Linked DNA regions of Homo sapiens: region 2 is linked to region 1. Evidence: read pairs that join two places in POLR2A ChIA-PET (ENCODE). Cell type or tissue: Caco-2. All regions are shown on one strand. Links, peaks and the distances in the headings refer to the core of each region. The heading gives the core; the rest is flanking DNA.

Region 1 (8,906 bases), core at 2,788-6,787:
AAGTGACACATCATATTGGGCCTTCAATTCTGGCCTTATACCAAAATGTGGATAAGCATCCAGACTATGCTTGACAAATACAAATAGCATCCAATATTAACACAGAATTTCCATGGTTTACAATAGCAGTGGTAATCCCAAATCATCCTGTGAACGTCTCCTGGAATGACTCCATAGCCACACAGAACCACATATGGCTTCAGATAGCCATGGCCCTATTTCACTTTTGTGCTGCACCAGCTGAGACCTCAGCTGTAGCAACCCTCCTCTGTCCACCTAATGCCGTTTAAAGCCCAGCCCCTGGATTTGTGAACCAAACCACATCTACTATCACAGATGAGCATATTTTTCACTGCCCATATGCACCAGGCTGAATGAAACTCCCCAGGCACTCCCAAAGTCATCTCAAAATGTTTATGAGTCCAGACAGTGATAAATAGTTACAACTGGCCAGGCACAGTGGCTCACGCCTGCAATTCCAGCACTTTGAGGCCGAGGCAGGCAGATCACCCGGTCAGGAGTTCAAGACTAGCCTGGTCAGCATGGTGAAACCCTGTCTCTACCGAAAATACAAAAATTAGCCTGCTGTGGTGGCAGGTGCCTGTAATACTAGCTACTTGGGAGGCTGAGGCAGGAGAATTGCTTGAACCCAGGAGGTGGAGGTTGCAGTGAGCCGAGATGGCACCATTGCACTCCAGCTTGGGCAACAAGAGCGAAACTCCATCTGAAAAAAAAAAAAAAACAAAAAAGTTACAACTTTGGCACCAACTCAGGCCTAAGTGTCATCTTCCCTGAATTACTCCTGTGCTTCTGCATGCATCTATCTCTTCTCTATTATCTCTTTGGATGTCTATGTCCCCTTCCAAACTCTACTGTATTAAATGTCCTGTTATGATGGTCACTCACACCCTCTCAGGTGTTTAGGAAGCCCAATAACATCAATTGAGGACGTAAGTAAGAGATCCAGTCCTCAGCCTGTAATCACACCTTTCTGCCCCCTGAAAAGATTTACCACCATAATCTGAAGCATGTCCTCCTAAATGGACCCATAACTAATCATAGTTCACTCATTAGCTTTCATATATTGGATGTCTCCAGTATCAACACCCTCCCAGATACCCCATCCAGTATGTCTAGTTATCGATTTGATGCCACCACTTATTGGTCTCTGATTCTTCATATGGCCAAAACAACCCTCTGGATATCCACAGTGAATATTATGTCAATACCAACGTCATCTCAGCTGAAGCAGTGTGCATGGTTACAGCTGCTAAGATCAAAAACCTTGGGCTCATGCCCGATTCCTCTTTCATGCTCCTATCATCCACATTAGAAAATCTAGCTGTCTGCAAGGCATGGTGGCTCGTGCCTATAATCCCAGCACTTGGGGAGGCAGAGGCCAGCGAATCTCCTGAGGTCAGGAGTTTGAGACTAGCCTGGCCAACATGGTGAAACCCCGACTTTACTAAAAATAGAAAAATTAGCCGAGTGTGGTGGTACATGCCTGTAATCCCAGCTACTCAGGAGGCTGAGGCAGGAGAATCACTTGAGCCCAGGAGGTGAAGGTTGCAGTGGGCTGAGATTGTGCCACTAGACTCCAGGCTGGACAAGAGAGTGAAACTCCGTCTCAAAAAAAAAAAAAAAAAAAAAAAAAAAAAAGCCTAGCTGTCTCGGCTGGGCGCATTGGTCCATGCCTATAATCCCAGCACTTTGGGAGGCCGAGATGTGACGATCACTTGAGGTCAGGAGTTCGAGACCAGCCTGGCCAACATGGTAAAACCTCGTCTCTACTAAAAATACAAAAATTAGCTGGGCATGATGGTGGGTGCCTGTAATGCCAGCTACCTTGAATGCTGAGGCAGGAGAATTGCTTGAACCTGGGAGGCAGAGGCTCCAGTGAGCCCAAGATTGCGCCATTGCACTCCAGCCTGGGCAACAAGACTGAAATTCCACGTTAAGAAAAAAAAAAGAAAACCTAGCTGTCTCTTTACAAAAAGTGAATCCTGAATCCAGACCCATGTGATTTACCACTTATCTGATCCATTAACCCTCACCTGGATTATGGCAGGAGCCTTATCTCTGACCTTTCTTCCTCTTCCCTCAACCCACAGTCTATGCAACAAGGTCCAGCCAGATGAAGCCTGTAGCCAGGTAGAACTGTGGTAATATCACCTCCTGACTTTGATCCGTTTTATCTCTAAGCATTTCACAACCTGGTAGCAAATCCTGGGTTAATCTTACAAGGGTGTTTACATTGGTTGACAGAAATGGGAATACCTCCATATAACCTGTCATGGACTTGGTATCCTGGCTTCAGAGATTCTCCAGGGTCCTCGGATCAAAGGACTGAAAAAAATGGCACTTAAGAGTCCCAGGACACCACAAGCTAGAGAACCTGTAGATGGCGTCAGGACCAATGAGGGAATGGAACACCCTCCACTTCCCTGTGTGGGTTCCCTAAGTGCTTCTGCAGCCAGGAGTGCCTGAGGGGAAAGGCAGACATTACAAACATGTCACAGGATTTGATAAGCTCAGGACTCCCTGAACCCTTTCTTGTCCCTGGAACCAGGTAACCCTAAGGCTGGTTGTCTGACCTGCTTTTCTCAGTGCAAAATGTCATCTCTACCATCTATGTGATCTACAAAACGGATTCAACCTCCCAAGGCCCCAAAGTCCTCATCCTCTCTCTCTATGATGTTCTTCCTTTGATTGGCCTTTGGGAAACTTCTTAAAAGCCTGGATTTGGATCATGTCCCTCCTTTCTTCAAAACTCTCCATGGCTTCTAGAATCCTCATGATGAATGCACAGCCCCTGGCCTGCTTGCTCTACCAGGAAGAGCTCCATCTCACACGTTGTTCCTGACAGATGCCTGTGAACCCCAGGTTCCATCCTTCCAGCTCTGTCCATCTGCAGGCCATTGCCTGCACCCCTACCTGTGCCTGTCACTCTCCCCACTGCATCCCACTGGTGTCAGAAACAGGTGAAACCGACTTTGCAAAATTATAACTGACGAAATTATGACAGTGAAAGAAATCAGACCTAACCGACTCCATCTTGCTTCCAACCTTTCAGCCGTCTTTTTTCATTCCTGGGCATAGGCTGAATTAACTTTGGAAAAGAATTCAGTTCATGGTTTCACTCTGAAACAAAATTGATAATAGCCCTTTCCTGAAAAGACCCCTTTCTTGCCTGGGGACCAGCCTGTCTTTGCAGGACTAACAAATTAGCTACAAGAATAGAAATTACGGTTTAGGGGTCATGCAGCTTCTGGCTCCAAGAGTCTGAACCTCCCCAAGTTGCTCCTGAAGATAACCTTACTATTGTAAAACCTAATGTGAGTTTCTGGGGTGCTAGTTGAGTTGGTCTCCCCTGTGTGAGACACCCATGGGAAGCCATGGGCGGCCTCTGAGGAGAAAAGTCTCCTTATTGCCTTCATGTCTTTATGCCCCGAGAGCATAACTCTTCAGCAGCATTCCATGGGTTGCTCAGGGAGATCACACTCCCTTGAAGCAGTGGAGCATAATCAAACATCTTGGCTCCTCCTGAAACCCGCAGCCACCCGTTTCAGTTAAGTTAAAGATCTTAAGTAGTTTAGACACACGCCTTTGTTCAAGGAAATTCACAGAAACGGCCAGTGCTTTACATCTTATGGAATGACTCACGAGTTCTCCTTTACTGATTAATCCTTTTCCTGATCGCTTCCTCCCCCTCCAATCAGCCATAAGAACAAAGAGCTTGTAAACCAATAAACTGGGTGGAGCCCAAGAGCTCTGGGCCGCCAGGAAGCCTCCAATGCTCTGGCCACCTGGACCCGCCTTTTAAATGCGTATTCTGTCTCTTTCTAACTCCTTTGTCTCCGCAGGACTCGGGGTATCTGCTGGGTGGTGTGGGGCTGGTTTCCCCAATATCTAAGATCAGTGCTTGGGGCATTTTGCAGATCCTGCACTGGATGGATCAGCGGACAACACACAGACCGGTAATCTGGGTCAATCAGTTCTGCCATCCCACCCAGAACAGAAAACAGCATGAAAAACTCACTTTAACCCCCTATGAATCCATCTCCAACCAGACTGATCAGCACTCCCCACTTCCCAAGCCCCTACCCGCCAAATTTTGAAAACTCTGATCCCAGAATGCTCAGGGAGACTGATTTGAATAATAAAACTCCTGTCTCCCGAACAGCAGGACGGCTCTGCGTGAATTACTATTTCTCCATCGCAATTCCCCAGTCTTCATAAATCGGCTCTGTCTAGGCAGCTGGCAACGTGAACCCACTGGACGGTTACAAGGAGAGGCCTCCTGTGAGCGCCTCAGTGTTCCTACGCCGGGTACCGGCTACAGACCCACGAGCAGGAGCCGCTCCCTCGCTGGTTTAGGACCTGGGTGACGATGGGGTGACCTGAGGGCACAGAAGGCACCACAATTACCTGAGTTGGGCGCCTCGGCACAGCCGCTGCCATCGGACTACTTGGGGAAGCACGGCCCGGGAGCAGTGGTCGCCGTCACGGGGCTGCAGAGCCGCCTCTGGGCACCGAGGACGATTCCTCTCCACCTTCTAGGTTCAGTCACCGCGGTCCCACCCAGCACTCAGGGGCCACAAACTGGGGAAACACCCGCATCGCCGATACACAGCCGCTACTAGAGACCCCGGAAGTCTCGGCCTTACGTTACGTGCACACGTGGAAATGCCTTCTTTCCGAGTGCTCACTGGCTCTGACCGGCTGTCGTTTAAAGCAGAGCTTTCTGGGTAATGTAGTTCCCCACTTTCCATGACACAACATGGTTACCAGGTTCTGAAATGTTCATGGCTCAGATGCACCTCCAAGCCTTTGTACCTATTGGTTCCTCTACCTGTATTACTCTAGCTGGGGTGAAGCCTGTAATACACAGCATTTACCTGAGCTAGGTCCCTCAGTGTGGCTGCTGCCATCAACTGTGGGTGGAGCAGGCATCACCCCAGCCAGTGCCTATGAGCCTCAGACCTGCCACTTGGGAGCAGAGATGACTACTCCTCTTGTGCCTTCTCAGTCCCAACCCAGTACTCCCTGGCCTGACAAGCATGCCCAGAAATCCCTCATCCTGGGCCTTGCAACTAGCGCCTTCTGGGTAAAGTACTTCCCAGAGCTCTCAGCCAACAATGGTGGTATCCTCCAAGAGCAAACCGAATGCAGACCATGTTACATTCTGAGGGCTGCTGGAAAGCCCTGCTCACACCTCAAAGGAGGAAGATTATTGATTCTTTGTAAAAGCATCAAATAGGTATCACATCAGACTCTAGGAAGCTCATCCTGCACCCAGAGAATAAAAATACTATTTGAGATGCTCCCAAACTTTACTTATCTAAGTGGCCATATCATTGGCATCATTCAGACTTACAATGTGTGCACTCAGAGCTGAGAACATTAAGTATTGATTGCTCTTTAAATTCACGTAGACTGAATCATTACAGTCAGTTTTGCGAGTTTCATTGTTTTGTTGGGAACAAAAGAAAATTCTCCATAAGACATGATGACAGGATGGGTACAAAAAACAGTGAGCAAAAATGAATAAGACCTAATATTTGCTACCATAACAGGGTGGCTATAGTCAAAATAATTTAATTATATATTTAAAAATAACTAAAAGAGTATAACTGGACTGTTTATAATACAGAGGATAAATGTTGAGGTGACTGAGACCCCATTTACCCTATGTGATTATCACATATGGCATGGCTACATCAAAATATCTAATGTAATCTACAAATATATACACTACTATATACCCACAAAAAATAAAAATAAAGGCCAGACATGGTGGCTCACACCTGTAATCCCAGCACTTTGGGAGGCCAAGGCAGGTGGATCACCTGAGGTCGGGAGTTCGAGACCAGCCTGGCCAACATGGAGAAACCGTGTCTCTACTGAAAGTACAAAATTTTCCAGGCATGGTGCTGCATGCCTCCAATTCCAGCTACTCGGGAGGCTGAGGTAGGAGAATTACTTGAACCCTGGAGGTGGAGGTTGCGATGAGTCGAGATCATGCCATTGCACTCCAGCCTGGGCAACAGGAGTGAGACTCTGTCTCAAAAAAAATAAAAAATAAAAAATAAATAAATTGCTGGGTGCAGTGGCTCATGCCTATAATCCCAACACTTTGGGAGGCTGAGTCAGGTGGATCATGAGGTCAGGAGTTCGAGACCAGCCTGACCAATATGGTGAAACCCCATCTCTAATAAAAATAAAAAAATTAGCCGGGCACGGTTGCTCACGCCTGTAATCCCAGCACTTTGGGAGGCCGAGGTGGACAGATCATGAAGTCAGGAGATCAAGACCATCCTGGCTAACACAGCAAAACCCATGTTAAAAAAATTGCTGGGCATGGTGGCAGACACCTGTAGTCCCAGCTACTCGGGAGGCTGAGGCAGGAGAATCGCCTGAACTCTGGAGGCAGAGGTTGCAATGAGCTGAGATCGCATGACTGCACTCCAGCCTGGCGACAGAGCTAGACTCCGTCTCAAAAAAATAAAATAATAATAAAGATCTAATGACAGGGAAATAGACGGATGTTGGTACACCCTGAAGCAGGTAGTGAAGCTGGCAGTTGGCCACTGGTTCCCACAGAAAATTGCTCTAGTGATGCTAGCAAATCCCAAAATTGGGGCTCAATCCAGGAGGGTTCCTGGCTTCATAAAGGAAATAATTCAAGAGCAAGCCAAGAGTGTAAAGTGAAGGCAAAGCAAGTTTATGAGAGCAAGAGAACAGGAAAATGGCTGCTCCACAGACAGAGCAGGGCTACTCCACAGGCAAAGTAGCACCCGTGGATTGTTGGCTAGCTATATTTATAGCTACTCCTTAATTATGTGCTAAATAAGAGGTGGGTTATTCATGAATTTTCTAGAAAAAGAGTGGGGAGTTCCCAGAACCAGGGGTTCCTTCTCTTTTAAACTACATGAGGTAGCTTCTGGGCATTGCCATAGCATTTGTAAACGGCCATGGTGCTGGTGGGAGTGTCTTTTAGCATGCTAATACATTATAATGAGCATATAATGAGCAGTGAGGCAATGAGGGTAACTAGAGTTCATATTCTTGCCATCTTAGTTTTACTGCTTTCAGCTGGTTTCTTTAGTGCATCCTGTTTTGACCAGATCCTGTTTCATCATGAGCAGGGTCATGACCAGTGCTCAGAACACAAGTCCTGCTGATCTATGTCACTATGAGGATCACTATGTCAATATGTTTCTTAATTCATATGCTAAGGTGTACTCAATTTCTTTAATCACATTGACATCTATCTCAAAGGACGAGCAACTTAGCCAATGCCATTGTGGTACACACATCAGTCGCTACAACTTTCACCATTAAAGCACAGGTTAAAAAGGCCATCTGAATAACAATATAAACACGGCATCTGAGCTCCAAAATTTCATCTCCTTACAAGAAAGTGGTTATTATTTTCCAGTGACTGCAGGAATAGTTTCACACTGGGAACTGGGATTATCTCAGAATAAATTTTTTTTTTTCTTTTTTGAAACAGAGTCTCACTCTGTTGCGCAGGCTGGAGTGCAGTGGTGTGATCTCAGCTCACTGTAACCTCTGCCTCCTGGGTTCAAGTGATTCTCCTGCCTCAGCCTCCTGAGTGAGTAGCTGGGATTACAGGCATGCGCCACCATGCCTGGCTAATTTCTGTATTTTTAGTACAGATGGGGATTCACCATGTTGGCCAGCCTGGTCTCAAACTCCTGACCTCAAGTGATCCACCCACCTGCGCTTCCCAAAGTGCTGGGATTATAGGCGTGAGCCATCGTGCCTGGCCTCAGAATCAATTACAGGTGCGGTGGCTCATGGCTCAGGCCTGTAATCTGAGCACTTTTGTAGGCCAATGCAGGCAGATCACTTGAGGCCCAGAGTTTGAGATGAACCCGGTAACACAGTGAAACCCCATCTCTACTAAAAATACAAAAAACAGCTGGGCATGATGGCTTACGCATGTAATCCCAGCTACGTGGGAGGCTGAGGTGGGAGACTCACTTGAACCTGGGAGGTGGAGGTTGCAATGAGCCAAAATCACACCACTGCACTCCAACCTGGTAGAGAGTCTTGAAAAAAAAAAAAAAAAAAAGTATGCAGCAACTAAAATATCCATAAATGGATGGATGAATGAATGAATATACAATGACATTTCACGGCAGACTATACTTCTCAGCAACATAAAACGAATGAACAACTCATATATCTACAATGACATCAAAATAAGCATGATGCAGGAGAGCACCCAGGGATTATAAGAGGAAACACTTTATTACATCAGTCAGAAAATTCCAGAAAATGGAAAGTACTCCATCATACAGCAAAGTAAATCAATGGTTGTTTGAAGAGCAGAGAGAAAAACTTTATAAAGGCTCCAAGTAAATACAAAGGTGATAGATTAGATAAATTCATTATGGTGACTCTGATGATGGTTTCACGGGATTATAATAAAATTCAAGACTTATCCTACAGCTCAAATATGTGTACTTTATTGGATGTCATTTATATCTTTATTTTATTTTTAAGATGGGGTCTCACTCTATCACCCAGGCTGGACTGCAGCGTTGCAATCTTAGCTCACTGCAACTTCTGCCTCCCAGGCTCAAGCAATCCTCCCACATCACTAAGACTAAGGTACATGCCACCATACCTGGCTATTTTTCCTAGAGACAAGGTTTTGCCATGTTCCCCACACTGGTCTCAAGGAATCTGGCCTCCCAAAGTGCTGGGAATACAGGCATGAGCCATGATGCTCAGCCTATACCTTATTACAGCTTTTATAACACGGTTTAAGAGAAAAATACAGATTTGCCATCATTTTTGGTGACAGGTTTGGCAATTTTATGTTGACTTTACCAATTCTTCTCATGCCCTAAGTGGGGAAACTAGCCTCCATA
Region 2 (8,906 bases), core at 3,188-7,187, 1.7 Mb after region 1:
TTATTTAAACTTAAATAGGGTCATGTCACTTTTGCTTAAAACCCTCCATTGCAAACCCTTGTCGCTAGCCTGCACAGTCCCACATGATGTGCCTTCAGACCCAGAGCTCCTTTAGCTTATAGAGTGCCTTTGTGTGTGTTAGAAAAGCATGGCCCTCAGAAGCACTGCAGAACTGAGCCGGGGCACACAGCTTGGCAGGCAGATCCGGAGGAATATTCCAGCCACCTCTTCCTGGTTGGCCAGGTGCCTGCATGTCATATACAGGGTTCACACAGGCTCTCGATCCAACACCGTTTCCTTCTTCATCACTATGTTTCAACTCATTGGCCACTTTTTTTTTCTTTTTCTTTTTCTTTTTTGAGGCTGAGTCTCGCTCTGTCACCCAGGCTGGAGTGTAGTAGCTTGATCTTGGCTCATTGCAACCCCCTTCTCCCAGGCTTAAGCGATTCTTCCACCTCAGACTCCTGAATAGTTGGGACAACAGGCACCCACCACCACACCAGTTAATTTTTGTATTTTTAATAGAGACGGGGTTTTGCCATGTTGGCCAGGCTGGTCTCAAACTCCTGACCTCAGGTAATCCGCCCGCCTCGGCCTCCCAAAGTGCTGGGATGACAGGCGTGAGCCACCGCGCCAGGCCTCATGGGTCACTCTTTTAAGTTCCTCTAACACAGCAGTTCTCAAAGTGTAGTCCCCAGACCAGCTGCACAACATCACCTGGGAGCTTGTTAGAAATGCAGATTCTCGGCTGGGCACAGTGGCTCACGCCTGTAATCCCAGCACTTTGGGAGGCCGAGGCAGGTGGATTACCTGAGGTCGGGAGCTTGAGACCAGCCTGACCAACATGGAGAAACCCCATCTCCACTAAAAATACAAAAAAATTAGCTGGGTGTAGTGGTGCATCCCTGTAATCCCAGCTACTAAGGAGGCTGAGGCGGGAGAATCACTTGAACCGGGAGGCAGAGGTTGCGGTGAGCCAAGATCGTGCCATTGCACTCCAGCCTGGGCAACAAGAGTGAAACTCCGTCTAAAAAAAGAAAAAAAGAAATGCAGATTCTCGGTCTCTGCCTCAGACTGAATCAGCAACTCTAGCAGGGGGCCCAGCGATTTACTTCAACAAGGCCTCCAGGGGATGCAAAGGCGCACTCCTATGCATCGGTACCTTCTACCTGCACTCTAGAATAGTCGCCGCTTCACAGGGTGCTTGGGAGGATTCATGAGTTAATACACGCAAAGCACTCGGAAGGCTACCTGGCAGGGAGTACGAGTTCAATAAACACTTGCTATTCTTACTTAACTCCAGTGGAGTCGCTGATAAAAGCAAGCCCAGCTCAAATGCAAAGTTGACTCTTCCCTCCCTCCCCACATCCGTGCAACAAAAACAGCTTGTTTCACTACTGGCTATTGTCTGCTCAGCATTTGTTCACTTCATACAAACTGGACACCTATAATGAGACAGATGAAATGTTGTATGGGCACAAAGGATCCGAGGGTGGACAGAGTACACAGAATCAGTGTCCAGCCAGAGTTGAGGGCCTAGCACAGTGGGTGAGGGCAGGGCTCCAAACCCACCCAACATGCCCCAGCCGAGAGAGCCTGGGGATCTCAGCTCATCGGCGTCTTCACTTGAATGGAGGTCATAACACACTCAGAGAGTTGGGATTGGGGGTGAGCGTGGTTAATAAGGGCCCAAGGGCCCAATAAGGAGCGGGTCCTTTTTTTTTAGCTTTTTTTTTTTTTTTTTTTTGAGACGGAATCTCGCTCTGTCACCCAGGCTGGAGTGCAGTGGTGAGATCTTGGCTCACTGCAACCTCTGTCTCCTGGGTTGAAGCGATTCTCCTGCCTCAGCCTCCCAAGTGGCTGGGATTACAGGCACGCACCACCACACCCGGCTAATATTTTTTGTATTTTTAGTAGAGACGGGGTTTCACCATGTTGGCCAGGCTGGTCGATCTTCTGATCTCAAGTGAGGCCCACCCACCTCAGCCTCCCGAAGTGCTGGGATTACCAGTGTGAGCCACCCTGCCTGACCAGGAGCAGGTCCTTATTGGTGTAAGCCAATTTTGCTGTGCCCCTTCTCCTTGCCAGCAATTGGTTGACGCTCACATATGTGACACTATTCTGGCTAATGAAACCTGAAGGCAGATTTGCTGGGGCACTGCTGGGAAAGGTTTTCCCAACTCTTAAGCAACTGATAAGCAGGAAGAAACAGTTGCCCTGGAGCCCTGCCCTGTCTGCAGGTGACACTTCAAGCTGTGGCAGCCACCTGGGTACCATGAGGGCTGGTAGTGGGAGCTCCTCACTTAGGATGGAAGGGAGGTGAGACGGAGGAACCTGGATCCTTCATGGCATGGTTTGGCAGCTGAATTTTAACCAACCGTGGCTGGACCTGCCCTACCTCCAGGCTTCTCTTGGCATGAAGTAGTAAGTCCCCTCAAGCCATTTTGAGTCAAGTTGTCTGTTGTTGAAGCCAAAAGTGACAGCAAGTCACACATATCCGGGGCCAGCTTCATGGGATGCAACCTGTGTGGTTGCAGGCTGCCCTGCACTTGGTTGAATGCCCAGCTGTGGCTATCTTGACATTTTTTTCTTTTTTTTGAGACAGAGTCTCGCCCTGTCACCCAGGCTGGAGTGCAGTGGCGCGATCTCGGCTCACAGCAAGCTCCACCTCCTGGGTTCATGCCATTCTCCTGCCTCAGCCTCCCCAGTAGCTGGGACTACAGGCGCCTGCCACCATGCCTGGCTGATTTTTTGTATTTTTAGTAGAGACGGGGTTTCACCGTGTTAGCCAGGATGGTCTCGATCTCCTGACCTCGTGATCCACCCACCTCGGCCTCCCAAAGTGCTGGGATTACAGGCATGAGGCACCGTGCCCGGCCTGACATTTTTTTTTTTTAAAGAAATAAGGTCTCACAAACTCCTGGCCTCACGAGATCCTCCTGCGTCAGCCTCCTGAGTAGCTGGGATTACAGCTACCACACCCAGCTTGAAATTCTTAATACTTTTTTTTTTTTTAAACACAGGGCTCTGCATTTTAATTTTGTCCTGGGTCCTGTTTACATAAATATCACCTTGACGATCTGTGCAATGTTGGCACACCAGCGTTTAGGACAGGTCCTAATGTATGGTAAGTGGGCCATAAATCTTGGTGAGGAATGAAATGAAGGAACGACTTCCTGGAAATGTCCTTCCTCCACTTCTTCATCTGGTAACATCATATAATACTCTGTGATCAGACGTCCCCTCCTCCAGGAAGCCTTCCCAGACCACCCCCACACCTGTAAGTCTGGACCAAGTGCCTCACTGGAGCTTCCGCAGAGCCCCCTCTTTCTCCATTTCATATACTATTTTTGGGTGACTGCTCCGCCCACCTCATGCTGAGCGACTCAGCAACAGAGACCAACCCTCCTTGCCTGCTGTACCCAGCTCCTGGCTTGGGGCCTGCCTGTGAATGAGTAAATAAGAGTGAAGGCAAGTGGTTCTTACCCTGCTTCCCAGGCCTGAGGGCGAGAATTCCTTTGACAGCAAATTTAGCTCATACCTTCTAGCTTCTCGGCTCCTTTGTAGCTCTGCTATAATTATTACCCCAAATAATAATTAAGGTTTTTCTCTTTGTATGGTGCTTTGAAGCACTAAGATCCCCCAGGGCAGGGATGGGGTTTGGTTCATCTCTGGAGGCTCGGGTTGGGTTTATGGGTGAGTGGATGATGGACGCATGAGTGAGCTGAGTGAGCGTGTGAGGGGGAGAACCAGCAGAAAGGGGAAGAACCAGCAGAAGGGGGGATGGCGTATGGATGTCAGTCTGTGTCTAGCAGTGCAGGCTCCCAGGGGGCTGGATCTGAACCTGAGTCATCTTTGGCTTCCCAGGCAACAGGAAACGTTTGAGAAAGGATAATGAAATTAATGAACGAATTGCTTAATGATGGATCACATTGCCCATTATCTGACTTCCCCCTCATGCTCCCCCGGCGAGGCAGCAGAGCTCATCAGGAATCACCCCATTTTTTTTTTTTTTTGAGATGGAGTCTTGCTCTGTCGCCCAGGCTGGAGTGCAGTGGCGCGATCTTGGCTCACTGCAAGCTCCGCCTTCCGGGTTCACGCCATTCTCCTGCCTCAGCCTCCCGAGTAGCTGGGACTACAGGTGCCCGCCACCACGCCCGGCTAATTTTTTTGTATTTTTAGTAGAGACGGGGTTTCACCATGTTAGCCAGGATGGTCTTGATCTCCTGACCTTGTGATCCACCCATCTCGGCCTCCCGAAGTGCTGGGATTACAGGCGTGAGCCATCGCGCCCGGCCTGAGAATCACCCCATTTTACGGTTGGGATAATCGAGGCTCAGTGGAGCAGGTGTACTTTCCCAGGTGACACAGCAAGAGACCCGGGTTTTAAGGCCAGCAGCAGGTGTCCTGAGTCTCTCTCACAGATGAGGAAACTGAGGCTCAAGAAGGGCATTCTAGCCAGGTGCGGTGGCTCATGCCTGTGATCCCAGCACTTTGGGAGGCTGAGGTGGGTGGATCACCTGAGGTCAGGAGTTTGAGACCAGTCTAGCCAACATGGTGAAACCAAGTCTCTACTAAAAATACAAAAATTAGCCGGGCATGGTGGTGTGCGCCTGTAATCCCAACACTTTGGGAGGCCGAGGTGGGTGGATCACCTGAGGTCAGGAGTTTGAGACCAGTCTGGCCAACATGGTGAAACCACATCTCTACTAAAAATACAAAAATAAGCCGGGCATGGTGGCCCATGCCTGTAATCCCAGCTACTTGGGAGGCTGAGGCAGAAGAATTGCTTGAACCTAAGAGGTGGAGGTTGCAGTGAGCCAAGATCGCACCACTGCACTCCAGCCTGGGCAACAGTGTGAGACTCTGTCTCAAAAAAAAAAAAAAAAAAAAGAAAGAAAGAAAGAAAGAAAAAGAAAAAAAAGAAGGGCATTCTGAGGTGTCCACCCAGCTCCGGCAGCAGGTTTTCCACCGGCCAGATATATCCTCTTCCTTAGATGTTCAGAGAGTGAGCAGGGCCTACAGGAGGAGCGAGTCAAGCTCACCTTACCCTCACTGCCAAGGCAGAGAAGAATTCCTTGGAAATTCTTCCCAACTGTATCTCGCAATGTCTGGCAGGAATGAACGCGGCTTCTCAGAGGTTGATACTGTGGCTTCCGTCTCGCCCCCACTTCCAGCCCTTTACTCTCTGGAGAGAAATCTCTCCGGTTGGAGATTGAAGCTGCATTTCCCAGACCTCTGGAGAGCTAGAGTTCTGGGCTGAACTGGGCTTTGCTAATTAAGTGCACTCGAGTAAGATGCGGAAAGCCGATCAAGGGCCAAAAGAACCACTGGCAGTGAGGTTTATTTATCTTGGTTCAGCAAGGGAGGACGCATTCCAGGGGATCCCTGTACAAAGAGTCAGAAGAGGCCTTTCAGAGCGTTAGGGCTTGTGCTAGAGGGCTCTGCCGGGGGTTGGGGGAAGTGGAGAGCAGTTCTAATGAAGGCTTAAGAAGCCGGGCAATGCACTGATTGGATTCCTCCATAATTTTTTTTTTTTTTTTTTTGAGACAGTCTTGCTCTGTCGCCCAGGCTGGAGTGCAGTGGCGCGATCTTGGCTCACTGCAACCTCAGCCTCTCAGGTACAAGGGATTCTCATGCCTCAGCCTCCTGAGTAGCTGGAATTATAGACACAGGCCACCATGCCCAGCTAATTTTTGTATGTTTAGTAGAGACAGGATTTCGCAATGTTGGCCAAGCTAGTCTCGAACTCCTGGCCTCTTGTGATCCACCCGCCTTGGCCTCCCATAAGTGCTGGGATTACAGGTGTGAGCCACCGCACCCGGCTTCAATTTTTTTTCTAATTACAGAGATAGGGTCTTGTTATGTTGCCCAAGCTGATCTTGAACTCCTGGCCTCAAGTGATCCTCCTGCTTCAGCCTCCCAAGTGGCTGGGATTACAGGCGTGAGCGACCATGCCCAGCTCTTCTCTTTAATTTTTGCCCTGAAGGCAGGAAGATAGCGCAGGGTTGCGTTTTCAATGGTAAGGAAGTAGCAGTAAAGAATGTGATGTTGTCAGAGGAAGGAAGGTGTTGAATTTTTTGCTGTTGTGGTGTGACTCTTTGTACAGAACACAATTTTTTTTTTTTTTGAGAACGAGTCTCGCTCTGTCACTCAGGCTGGAGTGCAATGGCCCCATCTTGGCTCACTGCAACCTCCACCTCCCAGGCTCAAGCGATTCTCCTGCCTCAGCCTCCTGAGTAGCTGGGATTACAGGCGCCCGCCACCACGCCTGGCTAATTTTTGTATTTTATTAGAGACGGGGTTTCACCATGTTGGCCAGGCTGGTCTTGAACTCCTGACCTTGTGATCCACCCGCCTCGGCCTCCCAAAGTGCTGGGATTACAGGCGTGAGCCACCACGCCCAGCCCACAACCCTATTCTTGCTTGCTTGGAACATCATGACTTGGCTGCCAGCAGGGCCCATTTTCATTCCCCCGCTTCTCTTGCCCCTCTTGCACTGTTCCTCCTGGCAAGTATAACAGTGGAATATGAGGTGTCTCCACGGCAGGCAGTCAGGGCCATTCTCTGACTTCCCGGACCTCAGGTGGCAGCTTTTGGCCCCTGGATCACAGCTCTGGGGATATGTTCTGGAACTCAGAGCTACAGATGAGTCCTCAAAGGCGGTGGCTCCTTGCTGGGACAGTTCCGTGTGGTTCTCTGAGTTATCGCAGGAGGCTCAGCCCATTCAATAATTTTGTGAACATTTAATTCCCTACATTAAACCCTTTGGTAGATAAAATACCTGGCGTGGGGTCTATTTACCTGTTTCCTCTCTCGAACCCAGACTGAGACACTTCTCCATTCCACTTTAGACAATCGCCATAATGGTAATAACTACTCACGGTTGTGAGCACTTCTTATGTGTCTGAGCACTGGGTTTAGCGGCTTCATGCATCTCATTTAGCACTGGCCACACCTGTGAGGTGTTTGCCCTAACAGGGTCAGACAATATAGGGTACATTATCCAAAGAGTCATCTTCCGGCCAGGCGTGATGGCCCATGCCTGTAATCCCAGCACTTTGGGAGGCCAAGGCAGGCAGATCACCTGAGGTCAGGAGTTCGAGGCCAGCCTGGCCAACATGGTGAAACCCCGTCTCCACTAAAAATACAAAAATTAGCCAGGTGTGGTGGTGCACACGTGTAATCCCAGCTACTCAGGAGGCTGAGGCAGGAGAATTGCTTGAACACTGGAGGCGGAGGTTGCAGTGAGCCAAGATCGCACCACTGCATTCCAGCCTGGGCGACAGAGCGGGACTCCATCTCAAAACAAAAACAAAAACAAAAACAAAAAACAAAAAGTCATCATCTGATTGCTGCCAGGAATGAAGTTATCACAGCAGTAAAAACATCCACTGGTGAGACCCACAAAGTGCAAATGTCCCCTCTTTATAACTGTGCTGTGAAAGTCACATCGGGGAAACTGTACAAATCCGCACCTCATTCATGTTTTGATTTTTCTAAGAATCGGGGCATACATTCATCACTGCAGTTGTTGCTTACATTTTGTTAAATATACAACAAAATCAACCAGGAGTCGATTCTCAGCATTCCTGGTAATTCTGTCAAGCCACCATGAACATCTCATCAGGGAACACTGAATCAACGCTCCTAGGGAAACACTGCGTTGGCTTCCTGTGAGCCTCTGGCCACATGTTTGTCAACACAAGCCTTATTTTACGTATGTTTTTATTTAAACATATCTTTGTTGATACATTGTTTTCTGTTTTTTTTTTTGTTTCATTTTGTTTTTTGTTTTGTTTTGTTTTTTGAGATGGAGTCTCACTCTGTTGCCCAGGCTGGAGTGCAGTGGCGCAGTCTCAGCTCACTGCAACCTCCACCTCCTGGGTTCAAGCAATTCTCTGCGCCAGCCTCCCGAGTAGCTGGGATAACAGGTGCTCGCCACCACACCCGGCTAATTTTTTTGTATTTTTAGTAGAGATGGGGTTTCACCATCTTGGCCAGGCTAGTCTTGAACTCCTGACCTCGTGATCCACCCACCTTGGCTTCCCAAAGTGCTGGGATTACAGGCATGAGCCACTGCACCCGGCTCAGCCTGTATTTTCTTAAAATGATGTGTTTTTTTGTTGTTGTTTCATTTGTCGAGAATCCCAAACAAACATGGAAATAACTGTCTTGCATAAATATAAAATACGGGCTGCTGTATTAAGTGCTCTTTTCCCAGTGCCAGTTACTCTGGGACATTGAGGACCTCCTGTGCTATTTCTGGCCATTCCACAGAGGATCGGAGGGGTCCAAAGCCTGTCTCTCTCTCCTCACCACACTGCACAGCCTTCAGGAGACGGGGCTGAGAATTATGGCCCAGGCTGTCTGACCTTCACGAAGACTGGTGCCACTTCTCCAAGCAGCCCCTTTGGATAGGCAGGGGTCTGTGAGCTCTAACCAGCAACCTCGGCCAGGCACAGTGGCTCACGCCTGTAATCCCAGCACTTTGGGAGGCCGAGGCGGGCGGATCACGAGGTCAGGAGATCGAGACCATCCTGGCTAACACGGTGAAACCCCATCTCTACTAAAAATACAAAAAATTAGCCGGACGTGGTGGCGGGCGCCTGCAGTCCCAGCTACTCAGGAGGCTGAGGCAGGAGAATGGTGTGAACCCGGGAGGCGGAGCTTGCAGTGAGCCGAGAACGCGCCACTGCACTCCAGCCTGGGTGACAGAGCGAGACTCCATCTCGAAAAATAAAATAAAATAAAATAAAATAAAATAAAATAAAATAAAATAAAATAAAATAAAATAACCAGCAGCCTCAGACATTTTACTGTGTGCAATAATGTCAGGAAAAACTGTCCCGGATAAATAAACTCCTGTAGCAACAAGAAGAAACCAGGTGGAAGTGTTCCTCAAA

What was found. ChIA-PET counts read pairs that join two places held together with the same protein. Peaks named below come from ENCODE experiments on the same cell type or tissue, not always from the same donor. Only the 100,000 strongest peaks of a DNase experiment are listed, where the experiment ranks them.
Region 2: POLR2A ChIA-PET joins it to region 1 with 6 read pairs; 2 of 35 experiments call an interaction of 5 or more read pairs at or near these places.

Annotation. Positions count from the first base shown.
Region 1 is chr19:57,845,594-57,854,499 of GRCh38, reverse strand. ZNF587 (zinc finger protein 587) reads right to left here and starts at 4,641. Exons shown (of 3, transcript NM_032828.4): 1 at 4,429-4,641. The coding sequence starts at 4,461. It overlaps LOC124904782 (a long non-coding RNA gene), which reads left to right. Exons shown (of 2, transcript XR_007067358.1): 2 at 3,939-4,185. It overlaps ZNF587B (zinc finger protein 587B), which reads right to left. Exons shown (of 3, transcript NM_001376223.1): 3 at 8,262-8,906. RefSeq lists enhancers at 3,000-4,199, 4,254-4,343, 4,394-4,633, 4,804-4,863, 4,934-5,043. In Caco-2, for the core only: no CTCF peak of the experiment used is centred there; DNase peaks (open chromatin) are centred at 3,759, 4,239 and 4,689; H3K4me3 peaks cover 2,018 bases.
Region 2 is chr19:56,128,923-56,137,828 of GRCh38, reverse strand. It overlaps a transcript of ZNF444 not described here. Among named protein-coding and RNA genes, the nearest start is that of ZNF444, 7.9 kb to the left of the region's middle. RefSeq lists enhancers at 5,304-5,473, 7,997-8,497, 8,498-8,906, 8,866-8,906. In Caco-2, for the core only: no CTCF peak of the experiment used is centred there; DNase peaks (open chromatin) are centred at 3,528, 5,084 and 5,398.